Regions from separate parts of the Homo sapiens genome. Here region 1 is linked to region 2. A link is an interaction called in ENCODE POLR2A ChIA-PET data of the cell type or tissue named here. Cell type or tissue: HepG2. All regions are shown on one strand. Links, peaks and the distances in the headings refer to the core of each region. The heading gives the core; the rest is flanking DNA. Region 1 overlaps LOC100130256 (a long non-coding RNA gene). Region 2 overlaps MYO3B (myosin IIIB).

Evidence for each region. ChIA-PET counts read pairs that join two places held together with the same protein. Peaks named below come from ENCODE experiments on the same cell type or tissue, not always from the same donor. Only the 100,000 strongest peaks of a DNase experiment are listed, where the experiment ranks them.
Region 1: POLR2A ChIA-PET joins it to region 2 with 5 read pairs; 2 of 35 experiments call an interaction of 5 or more read pairs at or near these places.

Annotation. Positions count from the first base shown.
Region 1 is chr2:170,676,859-170,682,245 of GRCh38, reverse strand. The region is part of intron 3 of LOC100130256 (a long non-coding RNA gene); the gene reads left to right. Among named protein-coding and RNA genes, the nearest start is that of LINC01124, 35 kb to the left of the region's middle. RefSeq lists enhancers at 1-291, 1,392-1,941 and a silencer at 421-621. In HepG2, for the core only: no CTCF peak of the experiment used is centred there; a DNase peak (open chromatin) is centred at 2,485.
Region 2 is chr2:170,453,833-170,459,219 of GRCh38, reverse strand. The region is part of intron 23 of MYO3B (myosin IIIB); the gene reads right to left. Among named protein-coding and RNA genes, the nearest start is that of MYO3B-AS1, 110 kb to the right of the region's middle. In HepG2, for the core only: no CTCF peak of the experiment used is centred there; DNase peaks (open chromatin) are centred at 2,086, 2,929 and 3,419.

The DNA of each region.
Region 1 (5,387 bases), core at 231-5,230, 220 kb before region 2:
GACCAGCCTGACCAACATGGAGAAACCCCGTCTTTACTAAAAATGCAAAAAATTAGCCGGGGTGGTGGCGCATGCCTGTAATCCCAGCTACTCAGGAGGCTGAGGCAGGAGAATTGCTTGAACCCGGGAGACGGAGGTTGCGGTGAGCCAAGATCACGCCATTGCACTCCAGCCTGGGCAACAAGAGTGAAACTCCGTCTCAAAAAAAAAAAGAAAGAAAAAGTGTTCCTAAAAGAAGAACTGCAATTTGTCATGGCAGTCGGGGAATTAGAAATGGCATTCTGGGAATTCTGGTAACTAGCTTGATGACTGTATAACTTATTCCAGGTAGGATTATTCATTATGCTTTCTTCAACCAGCTACACTTTACTAATTGTTTTAGAAGCAAACATCACTAGCAGTCCAGAAAGCAAGCAAGCTGGAATCTAAGTAAAAGAGATTTACTACACATAATGAAAGCTGCAAATGGCTGAGGTGTCTGAATCTCTCCTAAAAAGAGTTTGCATTTTACTGTTGCAATTTACTTGGGACAATATAGATCTGGTATCCATAATAGGCCTGTGGGCCAAACAAAGCTTTGTCACATGGAAGTAGCTGTTGCTCAGCCAGGAATCATGAACACTTGCAAAAAGAGGAGTTGTGTTTGTAGCCATTGGAGAGAATCTTTGTAAGTAAACTCTTTCTCTCGTAATTGAGAGTTGCCATTTTATTGGTGGGGAAAAATGCCCAATTTTACAAAATTGCAAAATCTCTTAGATCCTGTTCTGAAAATAAGTTGACATGAGCATTTTCCACATTCCCTGAGGTCTGGCCTGGATTCTGTAATTTACATGACATGATTAGGAGGGTTCTATGCCATTTTAGACTAATTATGTAAATTGGAGGGAATTCACCCCTTCATTATGAGTAAGTATTTATCTTATGAGTACTAACTTGTAATAAATGTTTAGTTTGCTTCTTTTTGTGCTGCTGTGGATAGTTGCCTTAAAGTGCTGTTAATTTGCCAATAAGCCTTAAACAGGATAACCAGGCATCTCTTTTTAAAAGACCAAAATTTAAAACCCAGATTAGAAGATTGATACAAAATGCATTTGGCCAGTATTTAGTCATCTTATTTGGCAGATTTGTTTTTATTGCTGCTCTCTTAAAAAATATAATGACAACTGTATAGTCTGTTAGATTTTTTTTTTTTTTTTGGTCTTTAACTTTTCAAAATGTTTCCAGGCTTTACTACTTGGCAAAGACAATTTAGGACAGATTTCTTTATTTTCTCCTCTGGCCTAAAACGAAAAACCCCCACTTTCCAAACTGTTACCACCGAAGAGTTTATTAAATGGCTGAAAAAGACAGCTGGTCCCACCATCTGTTAAAATTTTTCAGGGGCCAAATAAAACAGGTTACACCTTTAGCCATGCCAAGTCTTGCAATACCCCCTTCCTCTCACAGCCTGGGGAGGGCTAATCTGAATTTCACGCTCTGATTTTGCTATTGCTAATGTCTGAGCTTCTTATGTGAGCTTCTCCACATTGCTGGTATTACTTCTGTTTTTCAGTTACAAAGCTATTCTCACATTTCAACCAAACTCATTTGCAACCTATTACCTTCCACCTCTATAGTCTCTATAGTTACACCCAGTAACTAGAAGGAAACCCACAGATACCTAGCTAATTTCTGACTTTTCAAGCAAAGGGGGAGAATCAAAAGTACATTTCTGTTGTTTTGCAACCATTTTTCTATAAATGCTAATGGAGGTAATTCAGATTTTGGAACAAAGGCTTAGCTCACCACACACTGCAGGTGTGAAAGGGTTAAAACAAAAGAGATGCTAACCCTAATGGTATTTCTTGTCATTAACAATTCTTTGATGTTCACACTGGAGCCTCCCTTTTATCTTTTAGTTTTTCAGCCATCTTTGTTAACATGCAGCTCAATTGAATCTTTTTTTTTTCACCTCCCTCTGGCCTTTAAAGACATCTGCAAAATGTTTATGCTAAGTTAGTTTCCACTGCATCTTTTAGTAGCAAGGCAAAGTAAAATGAGATAAAGCTTGTGAGGTTATTATTAAAACATCAGTAAGTTTCTATCATTAAGCTGAAGGGAAAGATCAATAAAAAAGGAGCACTTAATGTTACTTTAATAAGGATGCGTTTCCTGTTACAGGACTTGGGATTAACTTCAGTATCACTGAAGTGGGCTTTACAATAAGGAAGTTGCTGTGATCAGAAGAGTTTGACTTGCCCTTACCCAATTAAGCAGTTTGCAAATACTTTGAATGTACTTGATCTATTACTTCCTGTTTTATTGAAAGCTTTCATGATACATATATTTAAATAATATTTTACTATAGCTTTTTTCCCTCCTTGTATCAGTCCCTGGCAGGCTGCCAAAGACTTTCTAAGGCAGGTTTGCCTGTCCTGTCCGTTTGGGATTGGGGGAAGGGAGAGGTGAGATGACGGGGAGTGGAACTGCAGCTTCAGAAAAGTTTGTTTAACTCACTTTGATGACAGCAAAATGTCCGGAACAGTCAACACTGCATAATATACCGCCCTGAGCTACTCAGCAGCAGGATCTGCAACTGTACCGTGGGTGCAAAGTGGAATCACATGTTTCACACCAAAATGGTCTGGCTGAGCTCACTATTCATGAGTATATTTTGTGTTTTCTTGACGTAGAAATGTTTATTAATAGTCTCTGGATTAACAGAGCTTTCCCTTTAACTGTGGGTGGGGCGGGGCGGGGGGCAAATTGTTTGCTTAACTAGTTAACACTTTAACCAGTATAAGTGGCGATCTCTGGACAGTTGATTTGTTTCTGCTTGAAACTTGTTTTTTGGCAAGTATTAATTTGGAGCTAGTTGAAATCCTGAGCGCAGCTGTAATAGACATTGTAACTTCCTCAGCCTTTATATATAGTCCAGCCCTAAATGTCAAATGCTAGGGAGAAGATAATCAGATAAAATACAAATTAATGTTAACAATGTAGCTATTTTATGATTTCCCCCTCATGTTATTTAATAATTCTTAGTATTTATATGATGCTTTTCATCTTCAAAGCACTTTACAAATGTTAGCTAATTAACCAAGAGGTAATGAGGCCTGGGTGATAATGCTGTAGTAAATTTTCTGTAGCTCAGATTATAAAGTAAAAATGAAGATGTATGTATTCATACATTTTTAAAAATAACATTAGGCGGTCTTAGAGAGTTTGTGATTCAGAGGCTCAGGCAATTCATCTTCTATGTATAACTTATGTCTCTCTCTAAAAAATCTTGGGAAATTCAGATGCTCATGAACTGTAAGGATTTTCCCATCTGGCAGGTGGTTGGCAAACTTCTTTCATCTTAGCCTTGTCTGTTCTTACTCCTTGATATTTTTCACCTTGATCTCTCTGTCCAAGAACACAGAAAGGTCCAAAGGCAAGGACATTTACTGTTAGGAATTAGGGATAGACACCCATTTCATTTTTTTCTCAGGTTTTCCTGTAGACAAAAGCTGGGTGAAATACATCCTAACGCACTTGTGTTATTTTACATAGCTTTGCATAATGATAATAGTGCAGTTCAATTTCATTACTTGAGAATGAGTGTGTGTGCTGTGGATGGGTAGTCTGACTTTGTGGAAGGCCTAAATGATACAATTTTTGAAAAAGAAAAGGATATTTTATTCAATATAAAATATTATCATCTGATATAAAATGGACTATTGTAAGAAAAATTAATTCACTAATAAAAACGTTGTAGTTTAGGAGTGGTGGCTCACACCTGAAATGCCAGCACTTTGGGAGGCCTAGGCAAAGCAGATCACTTGAGCCCAGGAGTTTGAGACCAGCCTGGGCAACATGGCGAAACCCCATCTGTACTAAAAATAGAAAAATTAGCTGGGCGTGGTGGCATGTGCCCGTAATCCCAACTACTCGGGAGGCTGGGTAGGAGGATCACCTGAGCCCAGGAGGTCGAGGCTGCAGTGAGCTGTGATGGCACCACTACACTCCAACCTGGACAACAGAGTGAGACCCTATCTCAAAAACAAAAACAAAAAACGCTATAGTTTATAGACTTACATTACAAACTAATAAACACATCCGTTTATGAGACTGAGTTGCTAGACTCAGCCTCTGAGGGCAGGTCTTATTTTCCTGAACACATACTTTGGAAAAGCTACTAAAGCTAATCAGACTCTTATTCATGAATAAGATCCTCACAATTCAGAGGGAATTCAATTTAAACCACTGAAAGTCTTATATACGCTGTGTAATTAGCTCTAACTTAACAAGGATTTATCCTATTTGCTAAAGGCTTTCCCCTCTTCTTTCTGAGTTATGGTATTAAGCTATGTCTACATACCCTAAACTCAGGACTGACAAGTGATAGTTTCAGCCTGGGTGTTTCATCCTCCAGAGACTTGGGAACATGCTGATACTATTTAGAAAAGGCCAGATAATGCTTGGTGCACGGTAGGCCATAAGGTCCAGATTCTAGATTGAATCTTTTTACTTTTCATTCTGAACACCCAGTATCAGTCCATATGCCTTCACAGTAATAATAAATCACCAAAGGAAGAATCAATTACTAAGATGTACTGAATCTGGTTCTATAAATGTCTTGGTGATATGGTCTTTTTATTAACTCAGTGCCTGCTGACAGATTTTACATAAAGTGTACCGTTATTATAGGACTAGTTTCGCCCAAAGAAATAAATTACACACGTAACTTGCCACGACATTAACTTGATCAAGTGGAGCTTACAATATGCTGGTCATGGAGAAGTGTTTCTATTATAAATCATGACCTTGTACCCACCCAGCCTTTTATCCTTACGGATACCCTTAGCTTAATGTGACATCATGATGGCCCCACTCTTCAGATGGGGTGGGGGAGGGGTCAGGAAGGAGGAGAAACAAAATAAAAAGTCATACATAATGTCAATGACACCCACCGTCTCCCTGTTTGCAGGGGAAAGAAAGAAGGGAACCCCAGTGAAGAAAAGAAATGAATCCAATGCATTCATGGTGTTAGTGAAATCTCTCAAATATTTCTTTGCTGATTTCACTGCTAGTGAGATGATCAAATTCTTCAACTTCTGCATGGAGAGATACTGTTATTCTTAAAGCATTCTTTGTGGTCATCCTCAATGTCTCCGTATTTTTTTTTTGGAGACGGAATCTCGCTCTGTCGCCCAGGCTAGAGTGCAGTGGCACAATCCCCGCTCACTGCAAGCTCCGCTTCCCAGGTTCACGCCATTCTCCTGCCTCAGTCTCCCATGTAGCTGGGACTACAGGCACCCACCACCACGCCTGGCTACTTTTTTGTATTTTTAGTAGAGACGGGGTTTCACCATGTTAGCCAGGATGATCTCGATCTCCTGACCTGGTTATCCACCCACCTCAGC
Region 2 (5,387 bases), core at 90-5,089:
CTGCCAGAGCCAGCAGTGGCAACCCGCTGGGGTCCCTTTCCACGCTGTGGAAGCTTTGTTCTTTCACTCTTCGCAATAAATCTTGCTGCTGCTCACTCTTTGGGTCCACTCTGCCTTTATGAGCTGTAACACTCACTGCAAAGGTCTGCAGCTTCACTCCTGAAGCCAGCAAGACCACAAACCCACCGGGAGGGATGAACAACTCCGGACGGGAGGAACAAACAAACTCTGGACACACCATCTTTAAGAACTGTAACACTCACCGCGAGGGTCCATGGCTTCATTCTTGAAGTCAGCAAGACCAAGAACCCACCAATTCACAATATGTTATTGGAGTATTTTCTAATTGAAGAATTTAAAAAGGTCTTCGGTTGGTGAGGGATCTCTTGTATATTTGCATATTCATAAGGTTCTCCTGAACTTGGAATGGATCTAAAAGAATTTCCGACAAGGAACAAACCAGAAGTTGCTTCTCTCAGCCTTTTAAACTAGACCTCTCTCTGTATCAGGCCTTCCACGGAGCTCCAAAGCCAGCCCCAAAACTCCAAACCAAAAGGGCTGAGAAGGCTGTTGTGTAGCCTAAGAGTTTGTCTTCCTGAGCTAATTTCATTATAGTAGTAGTAGCATCATTTAATTTTTTAACCAAAAATGCTTTTAGAAACAACCTGGAAAGTGGGTTCTATTAGGGCATCATCTAGCAAATAATTCTTCCCAAAAGTGGGGATTTGACAAAGAGAAAATCCTCTCCAAAGTATATGTTCTTTACCTTAGGATAAAAAAAGAGACCAGAAAAGCTTTTCTAGGCTGAGTGATTGCTATTGACAAACCTGGTTGAAATTCTTGCTAGCTGTGTGGCCATGCACCTGTTACACTCATGTGCCATAGAAGTAGGACATTTCAGTCAATGGTAAACTGTATATACTACATTAGTCCCATAGATTATAATGGAGCTGAAAAAATCCCATTGCCTAGTAATGTTGTAGACATAATGTCATAGTGCACTTCATTACTCATGTGTTTGTGGTGATTTGGTGTAAACAAACCTGCGCTGCCAATCATATCGAAGCAGAGCATGTACAATAATGTACAGTATATAATACTGGATAATGATAGTAAATAACTATGTTACTGGTTTACGTATTTACAATACTTGTAATCATTATTTTAGCCAGGTGCGATAGCTCATGCCTGTAATCCCAGCACTTTGGGAGGCCAAGGTGCGTGGACCACTTGAGGTCAGGAGTTCGAGACCAGCCTGGCCAACGAAGTGAAACCCTGTCTCTACCTAAATATAAAACTTAGCCAGGCGTAGTGGTGGGCACCTGTAGTCCCAACTGCTCAGGAGGCTGAGGGAGGATAATTGCTTGAACCCGGGAGGCAGAGGTTGTAGTGAGCCACGATCATGGCACTGCACTCCAGCCTGGACAACACAGCGAAACTCTGTCTCAAAGAAACAAAAAAGTAATTATTTTAGGGTGTACTTCTTCTACTTACATTAAAAACAAAACAAAAAACATTAACCGTGGAACAGCCTCAGGCAGGTCCTTTAGGAGGTATTCCAAAAGAAGGCATTGTTATCATAGGAGATGATGACACTATGCGTGTTAGACCTTCTAGTTGGACAAGATGTGGCATTAGTAGAAGACAGTGATATTGATGATCCTGAGCCTGTGTAGGCCTAGGCTAATGTATGTGTTGGTGTCTTTGTTTTTCACAAAAAATTTTAAAAATAAAAGTAAAAAATTTTTAAATAGAAGTTTATAGAATAAAGATATAAAGAAAGAAGATTTTTGTACAGTTGTACAATGTGTTTGTGTTTTAAGCTAAGTGTTATTACAAAAAAAAAAGTGAAAAAGTCTTTTAGACAGACTTGTCCCAAACCATTCTTTGTTTTACAGGCCTTTTTAAGTTCATAAAAAAAAGTTAAAGTAAACTAAGGTTAATTTATTACTGAATAAAATGCATTTTAAAATAAATTCAGTATAGCCTAAGTGTACATTATTTATAAAGTCTACAGGAGTGTACACTAATGTCTCAGGCCTTCATATTCACTCGCCACACACTCACTGACTCACCCAGAGTGACTTCCAGTCCTGTAAGCTCCATTCATGGTAAGTGCACTATGCAGGTGTGCCATTTTTAATCTTTTGTACCACATTTTTACTGTATCTTTTCTATGTTTAGATACAAAAATACCACTGTGTTACATTGCCTACAGTATTCAGTACAGTAACATGCTATACAGGTTTGTAGTCTCACAGCGAAAGGCGATAGCTTATAGCCTAGGTGTATAGTAAGCTATACCATCTAGGTTTGTGTAAGCACACTCTATGAATGAACGACGACAAAAATCACCCAATGACAGAGTCCTCAGAATATATCACTTTATTAAGTGACTGATGACTGTATTTAACTTTTAAAAGCCTCTGTTTTCCTCATTAATAAAATTGGTTAGTCAAAACTGCTGCCTTGCGCACATATAACAAATAACATTAGTTCTCCTTCCATCATTACTGTGATTGATTTAGTTTTAGCGTAGTTTTAAATATCAAGGATGCAAAGTGCGTTCAGTGGCAGAAGGAGAGTTCTGCTACCATGCAACTCAGCAAGGAGATCTTTTTATTTATTGGTAAGAAAAATAGTTCTAATGAAACTGTTGGGGTACAGAAACATATACCCCATGTTGAACTGGGTTCATATACCCCATGTTGACATGTTGAACTGAAGAAGAATCAAGGTCTCTCTGATACCCCCAACCCCCATCTCTTAATCCTCTGTCTCTCCCATAGCCCAGGATGAAGCTGTTCTCTGAAATTCATTTATCTGCCTAAAGCCTAGACCCACCAAAGAAAACAATTACCTGTGATCCCTTCCCTGAGTTTTTCATTAACTAAACTCCTATCACAGGAAGAAGGGCTGCAGTCTGTCAACACAACTGGACAGACTTGTCCCAAACCACTGTTTGTTTTGCAGACCTAACAGACTTTGTCCCAGGCCATTGTATGTTCTTCAAGGCCATTAAATTCCCCTAAAATCATTTACCGCCCCACCCCCCCACCAAAATATCCACACTTCTCCATCTCCCTCTCCCTTAAGAAGGGTATATAACCATCTGTGTACCATTTGTCTGGTGGGTAATCACTCTGTGATTCTCCCCTATTCCCGTTAATACATCTGTATGCATTTTCTCATATTAATCTGCCTCTTGTCAGTTTATTTTCAGCAAACTTTCAGAGAGTGAGGAAGTCTTCCCTTGGCCCCTATAAGACCAATATCAAAATGATCAATAGAAGCCATATTCTGGACAAAACCATTGTCTGTCTAACCCAGTATACTTTCCTCCTACAACACGGACTTACAAAACAATGTAAGTCAGTTGGAGCTGAGCAAGCGTGCTTTCTGCCCACATGATAAACATCCTGTTTGGTTCCTTGTGAATGATTAGCCTTCAGAGTAGTCACGAGTAAGTTTTACAAATTGTGTTACAGTCCCTACACCACAGCAGTTGAGCAAGCTTCTATATACATATGGGCTCCACACATGGAATTTTAAATAGTTATCAAAACTTGAGTAATACAGTATCTATTGAGTGTTTCCTATCTGAAATCACTGTACTAAACACTTCCTATGTTATGTCACTAAATTCTCAAAATAACCTATGAGGTAAATAATATTATTCTTCCCATTCCACATATGAGGAAGTTAAGACTAACATATTTTAGGTAGAATTCCCAGAGTCCTACAGCCAGTAGATGGCCATGCCTATATCTGAACCCACTTTGATTCCTAAACCATATTTCTTAAACATTATATACTGCCACTGAAACCACCTTTGCAAAAATTATAACTGAGACAATTATTACAGTGAAAAGAGATCTGATGACTCCATCTTGCTTCTAACCTCCAGCCTGTCCTTTTTCATTCCTGGGTGTAAGCTGAACTAACTTTAGGAGGAATTTATAGTTTTGCTTTGAAACAAAGACAATAACAGCCCTTTCCCAAAACAAACCCCCTTCCTTCCTGGGGACTAGACTGCCTTTGCAGGACTAACAAATTAGCCACAAGATTAGAAATCATGGTTTAGGAGTCATGCAGCTGGAGACTGCAAGATTCTAAATTTTTCCAAATTGCTCCTGGGGATAACATCAGTATTGTAAGACCTAAGATCAATGCTTGAGGTATTTTACAGACCCGGCACTCGATGGAACAGCTAGCACCACCCAGCTCAATAAACTGGCTCATCTGGTCTTGTGGCCTCAACCCAGGAATTGACTCAGTGCAAGAGGACAGTTTCAACTCCCTATGATTTCATCTCTGAACTGACCAATCAGAACTCCTAATGCACTGTCCCCCCTACCCACAGAATTATGCTTAAAAATTCAGATCCCCAAATTCTCTGATTTTAGTAATAAAAAAAACTCTGGTCTCCCACACAGCTGGCTCTATGTGAATTACTCTTTCTCTAGTGCAATTTCCCTGTCTTGATCAATTGGCTCTGTCTAGGCAGTGGGCAAGGTGAGCCCGTTAGGTGGTTACAAATTTGGGGGCTGGTCTGGGATTGCCTTTGTGGCTACCTGCCCGTGGTTCGGTAGCCCCTCTCCTTTGATGGATCCAGAGGCCAGCCCAAGCAGCCACCTAGTTCTCTTGGATTAGGGGCTGACTCGGGCACTGTCTCTACTGGCAGGTCACTGCCAGCCCAATGTGCATGAATTTAATTGCAATAGAGAAATAGTCCTGCGGAGACATTTCATAACTGTAGCCCCATGGTAGGATGTCTGTCTGTAGCTCCACCACAGGGTGTCTGTAACTGGAGCCGTATTGCAGGGTGTGTCTCTGTCTGTAGCCCAATCTTGGAGTGTCTGTAGCTGTAGCCCCATTATCGGTGTCTGATTTGGTGGGTATTCTAGGAGCTGCCAACACCTCCTCCCTTCTCCTGATAGGTTTGGCTCCTTCAAGGTCTCAGCTGGCCCTCCCTAATGAGTAAGAAGAGTCTTGGTTCCAGAGATTTCTCCTCAATCAGGAAGATTCTGGGGAGATTTCTCAGATGGAGAATAGGAGGTTAGTTTGGAAGGAATACTCTTGGAATTCTTGGCAAGGGATCTTGATTTGGAAGGCCTTCTGTCCATCTTGTCTTTGTTGTGTGTGTGTTTGTATGCGTGGAATGGATCTCTGAAGAAACTGCTAACCAAAGTCCAGCAGGCCTAACTTGAAGAACCCTCTGTAAGTGTAATTGCATTCGGTTAGCCCTGATGAAAGCTCAACAGGCCTGACTCTGTGATTCTCCACTCTTCGTCTTGCCCAGAGACCACTCATTGAATTCCTGGTTGGAGGTCATCCCTCCTCACCTTAAGTGGATCAAAGATGACAGAGACCAATGGGAGAAAGTT